Regions from separate parts of the Homo sapiens genome. Here regions 2 and 3 are each linked to region 1. The links are chromatin contacts, found by Hi-C or POLR2A ChIA-PET in ENCODE. All regions are on one chromosome and are shown on one strand. The core of a region is the stretch at or near the end of the contact, and the rest is flanking DNA. Distances in the headings are between cores, read along the strand shown.

What was found. Hi-C counts contacts between places; a loop is a spot of excess contacts on that map. ChIA-PET counts read pairs that join two places held with the same protein, here RNA polymerase II (POLR2A). Pooled maps may share reads with other maps.
Region 2: a map of mammary epithelial cell shows a loop between it and region 1 (4-fold over the local background). The contact joins the enhancer-like site here to the promoter of MIATNB in region 1. A Hi-C loop is called at or near these places in 2 of 168 maps with a recorded cell type or tissue (cardiac septum and mammary epithelial cell) and 2 of 50 pooled maps. POLR2A ChIA-PET finds 5 or more read pairs at or near these places in 2 of 52 experiments (A549 and WTC11).
Region 3: a pooled map shows a loop between it and region 1 (14-fold over the local background). The contact joins the enhancer-like site here to the promoter of MIATNB in region 1. A Hi-C loop is called at or near these places in 4 of 37 single-sample maps with no recorded cell type and 12 of 50 pooled maps. POLR2A ChIA-PET finds 5 or more read pairs at or near these places in 1 of 52 experiments (activated B cell).

Annotation. Positions count from the first base shown.
Region 1 is chr22:26,670,973-26,674,092 of GRCh38, forward strand. It overlaps MIATNB (MIAT neighbor), which reads left to right and starts at 1,871. Exons shown (of 6, transcript NR_110543.1): 1 at 1,871-2,015. It overlaps MIAT (myocardial infarction associated transcript), which reads left to right. Exons shown (of 5, transcript NR_033320.3): 5 at 1-3,120.
Region 2 is chr22:27,132,449-27,135,568 of GRCh38, forward strand. No RefSeq gene overlaps it. Among named protein-coding and RNA genes, the nearest start is that of LINC01638, 91 kb to the right of the region's middle. RefSeq lists enhancers at 1,548-2,613, 1,633-2,832, 1,959-2,253. Within about 2 kb of position 1,648, at least 3 of the 41 ENCODE cell types and tissues checked have a DNase peak (open chromatin) inside an H3K27ac peak, as active enhancers do.
Region 3 is chr22:26,293,003-26,296,122 of GRCh38, forward strand. It overlaps SEZ6L (seizure related 6 homolog like), which reads left to right. Exons shown (of 17, transcript NM_021115.5): 2 at 1-144; 3 at 1,290-1,423. Among named protein-coding and RNA genes, the nearest start is that of SEZ6L-AS1, 48 kb to the left of the region's middle. Within about 2 kb of position 1,694, at least 3 of the 41 ENCODE cell types and tissues checked have a DNase peak (open chromatin) inside an H3K27ac peak, as active enhancers do.

The sequences.
Region 1 (3,120 bases), core at 621-3,120:
TCTAATGGTGGGAGGGCAGGCCAATAGTTGGAGAAACTAGAGGCCTGACAGTCGGTGATGGAAGAGATGTCTACTAAGCACGGTTGTCAGATCTTTTGCGGAGAGATGCGGGTGTGCGTGTGTCTGTCAGAGTGTAACAGGATCCAGCCCTCTGGGAAGGGGCTGACCAGAACCAGGCAGGGGGTTTCTGTCTAGGACAAGTAGGGTCCATTTTCAGGGGAGCTGAAATATTTGCAGGGGGTGCTCTGAGACCCACAGCCAATAAATAGGGAAGCAACATGCTTTTGGGCAGGGTCCATGTGGTTAGGGTTGATTTTGATGGGGCTGGGGGGCTTAGAGTTAGACCCCCTGCCCTGGTCAGGCCCCACTCCCTGGCTGGTGGGGGCGGGAGGCCTCTGAAGCTGCAGCTGGAGGGGCCGGGGCAGTGTTGCATGGTGTGATTAACCTACTAACCCAGGGCTCAGCCGGGACGCTGTGGCGTGTGACGAGGTGCCTGGCCTTCTGCCAACCAACTAACCCACTAACCAGGCCCGAGCATGCCCTACTAACCACCCCCCCGCAGCCAGATCCTACTAACTGTGCAGCTCATGGGCCTTTCAAGGGGCTGGGATATGGGGGCAGCCAAGGCTCCAGAAGGCTCTGCCTATGGGCTGGGATCTTTGTGCAGACCCACGTTCCAGGACAGAGAATGCAAATAAGACTCACCAACTCTGCCACTTCCTGTTGAGTGAGTTTGAGTAAGTCACCTCACTTCTCTCAACCTCAGTTTCCTCAGTGGTAGAATGCGAGTTCTGATACCTTACAGGTTGCAGTGAGGATTCCCGTCAATATAAGGGTCTCAGCACATGGCAGACACCTAAAAAAAAAAAAAGTATGAGGATGGAGGAAGGCCCCTCAAACCTGGTTGAACACGTCTGCTGCCTAGGCCCTGGCCTCTCTGGGTGTTCTGCACACAGATCCTTCTGCCTGGGGCAAGACACTTGGCTTTGAATCCATGTCACTTCCCCACATTCTTCCTCCGTCTCAGCTTTCTTTTCTGTAGGCAGCTCTTTTGTTCGATTACTAACCCGTCTAACCCCTGGGGTGCCTCAACTGCACCCCGATCATCCCTTAACAAACTAACGGACCTGCGTGCGTTCTTCCTTTTCTCTTAGCGACTCCTGTGTGTGTCTGCTGAGGTGCCCTGTCCGCTGGTGCTGTGCTCTGACTTACTAACCCAGCCCCTACTAACCCTGTTTTCTCTTCTTACTAACCCCAGCCCTGCCGAGCTCTGGGCTCCCCCCGGGGGCTGGTCCCCCTCCTTTTGGCAAGCAGATGACCTGGGGCTACTGGCCCTGTAGACAGATGTCCCACTTTGCTGCCCCATATTGGCTGTAAGATCAGAGTCCACTGGGCCAGGTCTAAGGCAGGGGATGGCCCTATTAACAAGACTCAGAGGAGGAAGAGGTGGTCCTGTGGATGTGGGAGGCTGGACTCTGAGTATGACATCTCTCCTATGTGCAGAAGTCTGGTTGCCACTGGGAGTAGGTGGGACCAGGGAAATCTCTGGGACGTGAGTGTGGAGGCCTGTTGGTCTAGACTCTAGACTGTGGAGCTCTGAGCTTTTGTGTCCTCTGGAAGGAAGCTGGGGAAGAATCCTCTCCATTGTTAAGTGACGGGGATAGAAGCTGTCCTGCACAGGAAGTCACGAGGGGGGCGTATCCCACGAGGAAGGCAGGAGGGGGCGTGCCCCTCACCGGAAATTAGCAGAGGGGCGTGTCCCACACCGGAAGTCAGAAAGCGGAGCCTTTCTTACACCGGAAGTCAATGAAGCGGGTCTTTCCTACGCTAAAAACCACTGAGTGGAGTATTTAGTACACAGGAAGTCGGCCAGAGAAACATTTCTCATATTTGAAGGCCGGAAAGAGGGACATTTCTGACACCGGAAGTCAGTGAGAGGACTCTTTCCCACACAGGAAGTCAGCTAGAGAGCCGTCTCCCCTCTCTGGAGCCGAGAGAGGCCGGTTTCCCCCACCGTAAGTAGACGTGGGGCCGTGACCGGAAGTCCTTGGGAAAGATCCGTCCCATTCCCGGAAGCTAGAGGGCGTTAGTTGTCGGGTTGAAAAGGGGTGTGGGGAGGGGAAGCAGCTTTACCCCGGGCTCGGAGTTTGCAGGAGAGAGAAGTGGGGAGCAAGAAGTGAACCTCAGGGGCTCACAGGGTTCCCGCAGATGCTCAGGCCGGCCAGGAATGCATCTCTGGCTCTCTGTTCCCACGGACGTCACTGCCTCAGCCAGCCTCCCCCAGAGCCCGCCAGCCGCTAAGCCGGGGCCACACCTGGGGGTGATTTCATGCCTCACCTCCAGTAGGCACCTTGGTTTCTTTGGGCTAATCTCTGGCTCCCTTGCGCTAACTCTTGCTCTCACCCAGCTAATCCCTGCCTCACCCTGACTGCCCCAGGGGCTGACCACTAACAACCAACCTGGCCCTGTCTGGGGGTTCCAGGCTCCTGGCCTGGCCCTGACCGGTTCTTAATTAACCTTTCCTTCACCTTGACTAACTCCTGCCTTCCTGGTCTGTTCCTTTCAGCAGAAACTAATGGTTTGTGGATTTTTTTCTGACTAACAACAGGTCTAACATTCCTCGTTACTGTTAACAGCTTGGATGTCGGCATGGCTGGGAAGGGGCTAACACAGCTTTGAACTTGGCTAACACAGGTTTGAACTTGGCTAACACAGGTTTGAACTTGACTAACACAGGGAAAAGCATAGCTAACAATTTTGGGCGTGGTGGCTGCTCTGAGTCAGAACAATCAGAAGTCGGTAAAGATGGTAGTTTTCTAAAGGAGGTGCCAGGGCTCTGGTGTGGACCAGGCCTGATGGAGCAGTGGTACCCACCAAGGTGGGGTCAGAAGTATAGCCAGTCTTGCAAGGTTTTGGCCATTGGGCATATCTTCACTCCTCATAGTCTGCATTTGGTTTCAGTTCTTAAAAAAATATAGCCTTATAGCTACAGTAGTTTGCACAAGTAGATGCAGCTCTTATAAACCTTAAAATACCTGTCTGGTGTCTACAGAGCATATGCCATTTTGTATAGAGTCACCCTTCCCCAGGCCAGGGCCTAGAGTCTTCATTTTGGGGACT
Region 2 (3,120 bases), core at 398-2,897, 460 kb after region 1:
TCTGGGCAAAAGAGTGAGACCTTGTCTCTAAAAACAACAACAAAGAAAACAGAAAAATGAAAGAAAGAGAAAGAGAGAGAGAGAAAGAAAGAAAGAAAAAAAGAAAGAAAGAAGGGAAGGAAGGAAGGAAGGAGGGAAGGAGGGAAGAAGAGAAGGAGGGAGGGAGGGAAGGAAGGAAGGAAGGAAGGAAGGAAGGAAAGAAAAAAAGAAACTGCAAGCAAAGAGGGACAAGCATGTCCCTTTTCCTGACATCTGCCTCAGGGTTACCTCTAGCACCTGCTATGGGCAGAGGCTTACAGAGGCCCAGCAGGCCCAGCGGCAATACAGGGCACAGAATCCTAGCCCGGGTACCGGAAGGCAGAGTATAAAAGGGTGAGTTTGGAACTAGGAGACAATAGTGTAATGACCTGCACAATTAGGGAGGCTTGGAGAGGTGAACCAGCTCACCTCATCCAAGTGACATGTCTAGAGCCAGACGAACACCCACCTGCCTTCTCACCCTGGTCTGCTGGCTCTGGGCTCTTAATTACATCGAGATTTGCAAGCTTTCTGGTGGACAGGGATGATGTTTTTCATCTTAATCCTCTTCATCCCCCAGCACACATGCACGTGCACCAGCCACTTAGAATCACTCCTTTATCTCCCTTTGCCAGAAATAGGTATTCGAGCAATCATTGTTTCCTGCCTCACCCACGGGGTTATTTCCACTTCTGGTATCACAATCGCCTTGGGTCCAGATCTACTTCCCAAGTTGTGTATGATGTACTTAGTATGAAATGCCTGGGTGCGGCTGCACAACCTGGCAGGCGGGTGGGGGTGTTCGTGAGGGTGGCAACCCAAGGCATCGCGGGGGCTAGTCCCTCTGATGGTGTCCCCAAGCTGCTCAGCCCTCAGACGTGCAATAAGTCAAGTGACTTTGCATCTTTCTTTTTGTTTCAGCAAGTTGCATCTCTCCTGCAAGAAGACTTCCCTTCCTGTCACATCCCAGGGGCCCTAAGAGCAGTAAAGCTCTTCCTCTAATGCACGGGGCAGCAATCCTCACGCACAAGCTACGTTCTCTTTTGGACCCTGCATGCACATTTGTGCCGAAACATCAAATAGTTCGCCCAGGAAAAATAAATATAGAGAGATTTCTTGCAAAGTGAGCTTTCTTGTCTCCTTTAGGGCTTCATCTGTGCCGAACCGTACAAACATTTTTGTGAAGGCAGAGCCAGTGAAAACCCTGCGAATAAAAGTGGGACTGATTTTATGCTAATATATGTAAAGAATGTGACGATAGAGTCATAGGTAACCCAATGAACTTAACTTTTTTCTCCCTTTTTATTGAATTATAATGACTAGTTTCCATAGCAATTACTGCATCACCTTGTACATTACCAGAAAGATCTACTGCACTATTTTCCAGTCATCCTTGTAAACATTTCTACTTTTTTACGATGTTCTAGGGGAAAACACAAGCCCTTTCGGCTTGGCAGCAATTGGAGAGCATATTTCAGGAGATTAATAAAGCCGGCTGGGGTGTTTTTATTTTCTAAGTTCGGCAGTTGGTTTTCCATCTTCGCCCTCACCAGCTTCTTGTCAGGCAGACAAAGAGGAAAAGAGGCGAGCAGGAGAGAACAGAGGTGAAGGGGGAGGTATGCAGTCACCAGGGAGGGCAGAGGGGATGGGGCAAGAGCATGCCTCAGGGGTTCATGTCTGTGAGTCTGCTGATTCTGGAATCGTTTGGAGAGCAACGCCCTCGGGAACAGCCTTCTTCCCACCCTAGGTTTGGAGGAGGATCGGGGGTGTCTATAAGCTCACAAAATATCAGCCATGGAACACACAGATATATCTTGTCTATAGCTTCAAACCTGTGTCTCCAGGCTCCGACTGTGTCCTGGGTCCCTGGAAGGGGATGGGAAGATGGGAATGTGGGCATTCCCCGCACCTCCCCATAGAATGCCCACTTCCAGCCCAGCTTTCTTTAATGGGCTTTTCCTATTGGCTTTCCACATGGTATTTTATTTCCAAAAGGCCGCTGCAGCTGATGGATATTTGAAGATACATGTTTTCAGTTGAGAAATAAGGGAAGTAACACCCGGAGAGGAATGAGTCAGCTACAGTGAGTAAGAGGTGTGGTCAGGCCTGGGACCCACCCAGCTTTCTGATGTCTGACTTGTCCCATTGCACCCTGTGGAAGGGCTGAGCTTTGGGTAGGTAAAAGAAGTCACAGTCACAGGGTCTGGTAGATAGAAAGACCCTGAACTGGGCTGGGGGAACCCCATGCAGGGGTTTTGGAGTTTCCAACCAGAGAGTGGGGCAATGACCCCATCATGAGCCCTCAACACCTTCAGTTCATTTGGTAATGGGGCCTGTTTCACCGCCATTTGTGCATCAGCTCACTGCCTCTGCGGGGAAAGATACCTAGGCATTGTGGAGAGGACTTGCTATTGGGAGCTTGGGCCCCAAAGTCAGAATGCCCGGGCTCCAATCTCTGGGCTGTGCCTGTGCTGAGCTGTGTGGGGGTGAGTGACTTCCCCTGCTCTGCCTCAGTTTCCTCTGCTCTAAAATGAGTCCAATGGTAGAATCCACCTCTGAGGCATTTGTGAGGGTCAACAGAGATGGTGTGGGTTAGGGTTAAGTGCTCGCACTTACAAGGGGCTTCATTGTTTCCAGCGGGCGTTCATGGACTCGCTTGTAGCTGCAGTGAGGCCTTGAATGAGTTAATTAAATTCAGGGAGTCCTGGCTTTTCCAGCTGTAAAATGAGAAATGTATGCTGGCTGGTCTAGAAAGTTACTGCTGGCTCTGAAATTCAAGAGTTGTTGGATTGTAACAGTATAGTTGGAAAAAGGAAAGGAGGGAGAAAAAGAGAGAGAGAGAGAAGAGAGGGGAGAGAAAGAAGAGAGGAAGAGAGAAAAGAGAGGGAAAGAGAGAGAAGAAAGAGAATGAGATAGAAAAGAGAGTGAGAAGAAGGGGGAGAGGGAGAAAGAGAAGGGAAGGGGGAGGGAGGGAGAGACACTGTGTAAGAGCAGATGCCTTAAGCAGAAGGAAAAAGTCCCTAAGTGACAAGAAGCTCTGAGTTCACCAAAATGCTTAACCAAGATAAGAAGGATGTAACTGATGTTGGAAAGATTGTTATG
Region 3 (3,120 bases), core at 444-2,943, 380 kb before region 1:
AGGCCCCCCAGGAGGACACCAGCCCCATGGCCCTGATGGACAAAGGTGAGAATGAGCTGACTGGGTCAGCCTCAGAGGAGAGCCAGGAGACCACTACCTCCACCATTATCACCACCACGGTCATCACCACCGAGCAGGCACCAGGTATGCAGCCCCCAACTCCTGAAGCCATCCTGAAACAGCCATGAGGCACTCACTATGTTCAGGGCATGTGGGTAGAGGAATCTCAAGAAGCCCCGGCCCCACCATCAGTTACCGTCCATTGAGCACTGACTATGAGCTTCGCCCTGTGGCTCAGAATTAATAGCCTCATTTCATTTGTTTGTTGTTTTGGGGGGTTGTTTTAGCAAAGGGGTCTTGATCTTTCGCCCAGGCTGGAGTGCCATGGCACGATCATAGCTCACTGCAGCCTCAAACTCCTGTGCTCAAGTGATCCTCTTGCCTCAGCCTCTTGAGTAGCTGGGACTACAAGCATGCACTATGATGTCCAGCTAATTTTTTTGTTTTTTGTAGAAAGGGGGTCTTGCTTATTGTCCAGGCTGGGGAACTCCTGGGCTCAAGCAATCCTCCCACCTCAGCCTCCCAAAGCACTGGGATTACAGGCATGAGCCAGGACACTCAGCCAACATCCCCATTTTAAAGATGAGACAACTGAAACCCTGAGACCCCCAAGCAACCTGCCAAAGGTCACACAGCTAATGAGCAAGATTCAAAACCTTTTCATCTTGGAACGGAATTCTTCATTTAACCTGCTTCAAAGCCACTAGCCTTTTCAAAGCACATTTGCTTTTAGCATTACATGTATTTTCTAGACTTGATAAAATGCTCTTCTGTGTTCCAGTCTTCTCTACCATCTTTAAAATGGGAGAAGGACCCCCAATTGTCAAGCATACATGGATTTTGGACAAGTGCAATGTGGCCACCCTTCAAAGCACGTGAGCTCTGGGTCCAAATCCTGCTTGCTGTTTGAGCTCGGCCCCTCTCTGAGCTTTTGTTTACTTCCCTCTAAACTGGGGATGAAATATTATCAGTCCCTATGAGAATAAGTGGGGTCACCCCTGTTGACTAGCTAAAATGGTGCCTAGCAGGATATAGTAAGTGATCATTCTGTGTCAATTATTGCTATTTTTATTATCATGTCAATTCTGGAGCTGAGGAATTAACAGCAGAAGGACAGATGGGAACAGCAAAATGCAGGTTCCCCTAAAGCCCCCATTCCACCCCACAGCCCATGGTTGAGCTTACATCCAAGTTGTCTTTGGTGTCCTAATTAAAGTCCTTCCTTCCAGCTCTCTGCAGTGTGAGCTTCTCCAATCCTGAGGGGTACATTGACTCCAGCGACTACCCACTGCTGCCCCTCAACAACTTTCTGGAGTGCACATACAACGTGACAGTCTACACTGGCTATGGGGTGGAGCTCCAGGTAACCCCAGGAGAGTACCTCACAGAGGCTGCCTCGTCTAGCAGGAAGTCTCAGGAGGATTGTCTGAGTCAGGCTTACTGTTATGCTAACTAGTTTGGTTCTGTCTTTGCCCAACCAGGCCAACTTTAGCTGGGTTTTGGCGAATGAGTAGGAGTTCTTAACTCAATGCTTTGCTAAAATAGCTTGTGGGGATAGAGGGAACATGCTGACAAATTCTGAGGTATTTCCCAGAAGGAAAATCCCTTGATACTCTGCTTATCTCACACACACATACACACACGCATGCACGTGCATAAACACACACACACACACACACACACACACACACACACGGAAGCTCCACCTGATTCATTTGATTCTTTCTTGCTTGCTTGCTTCCTTATTTCTCTTTCTCTTTCTTTCTTGCTTGCTTGCTTGCTTCCTGCTTTCTTGCTTCTTTCTCTTTCTCTTTCTTTCTTTCTTTCTTGCTTGCTTGCTTGCTTCCTGCTTTCTTGCTTCTTTCTCTTTCTCTTTCTTTCTTTCTTTCTTTCTTTCTTGCTTGCTTGCTTGCTTTCCTTCATTTTCTGGTTATTAGGACATTTTATTCTTAAACTTTTGCCCATACAGTAAGAAAGGAAAAGCAGGGTGGCATAATGCTCAAACATCTGGGTTTTAAGTCCTACCTCTTCCAGTTAAAACTGCGTGACTTTGAACAAGGAACTTCACCTCTCTGAGCCTCAGTTTCCCGATCAATAAAATAGGAATAATGTTACTGCTTTGTAAAGTTTGGGGGAGCAGTAAATATGACAATGCAGAGATCATTTGGCCACAGCCCAGCAGAGAGAGAGGGAGGAGAGAGAGAGAAATCATTTGGTCAGAGCCCAGCAGAAATCGCGACCATGCAGTGCATGTTATCCATTATCTTCAGTATGCTAATCACCCTGAATGTGTTCCTTTTTCTCATGGGAAATAAAGAGCCATCAAAAGTTTCTGAGCTGGGGCAGGTGTATGACCTTACCTTAGGAAGGTTTTTTGTTTTTGTTTTTGTTTTACTTGTATAAGAGAGACAAAAGGTAAGCCCCTCAGCAGTAGAACCTGTAGTCTTTGCAGTCCCCAGAGCTTTGCACAAGTGTGTGGCACATTGTAGGTCCTTAATAATTGTTCATGGAATTAAAATAAACTGGAGAAAACCTGCAGTCCAGATTATTATAGTGCTTAAGAACCCTTTCCTCCATGTCATGAAGAGTATTGGACCCAGTATGTGTCCAGTACTGTGTGGAGCCTTTTACCAGGCACAGTAGAGTTCATTCATTGAGCAATTAGAATGCACCAGGCAAAGCTGTTGACACAGGAGAATATGTTGATGTAAAAAACTGATGCAATGCCTGCCCTAAAAGAGAAATACGTAGGATGCCATTTAGTAGGGACTCTAATTGGTGTTTTAGAGGTTGTTGTAGAATCGCAGCAAAGGAACAGGCAAACTCCTTGGCAATCAGGGAAGGTCTCATAGAGGAGGGCAATTTTAATGGGGCTTTGGTGAATGAGTAGGAGTTCATCAAAGAGAAAAGAGGATAAGATATAGGGCCTGAAGGAAGAAGAGCTTGTGGGTAAGGCCTGCCCTGTTTAGAGGAGAGGCAGAGAAACTAAAGTTCCAAGCCCTACTCATAAAAGCGTAAGTCTTCAAATTAGGCATTGAGACCTGACTAAATTCTCCCTTA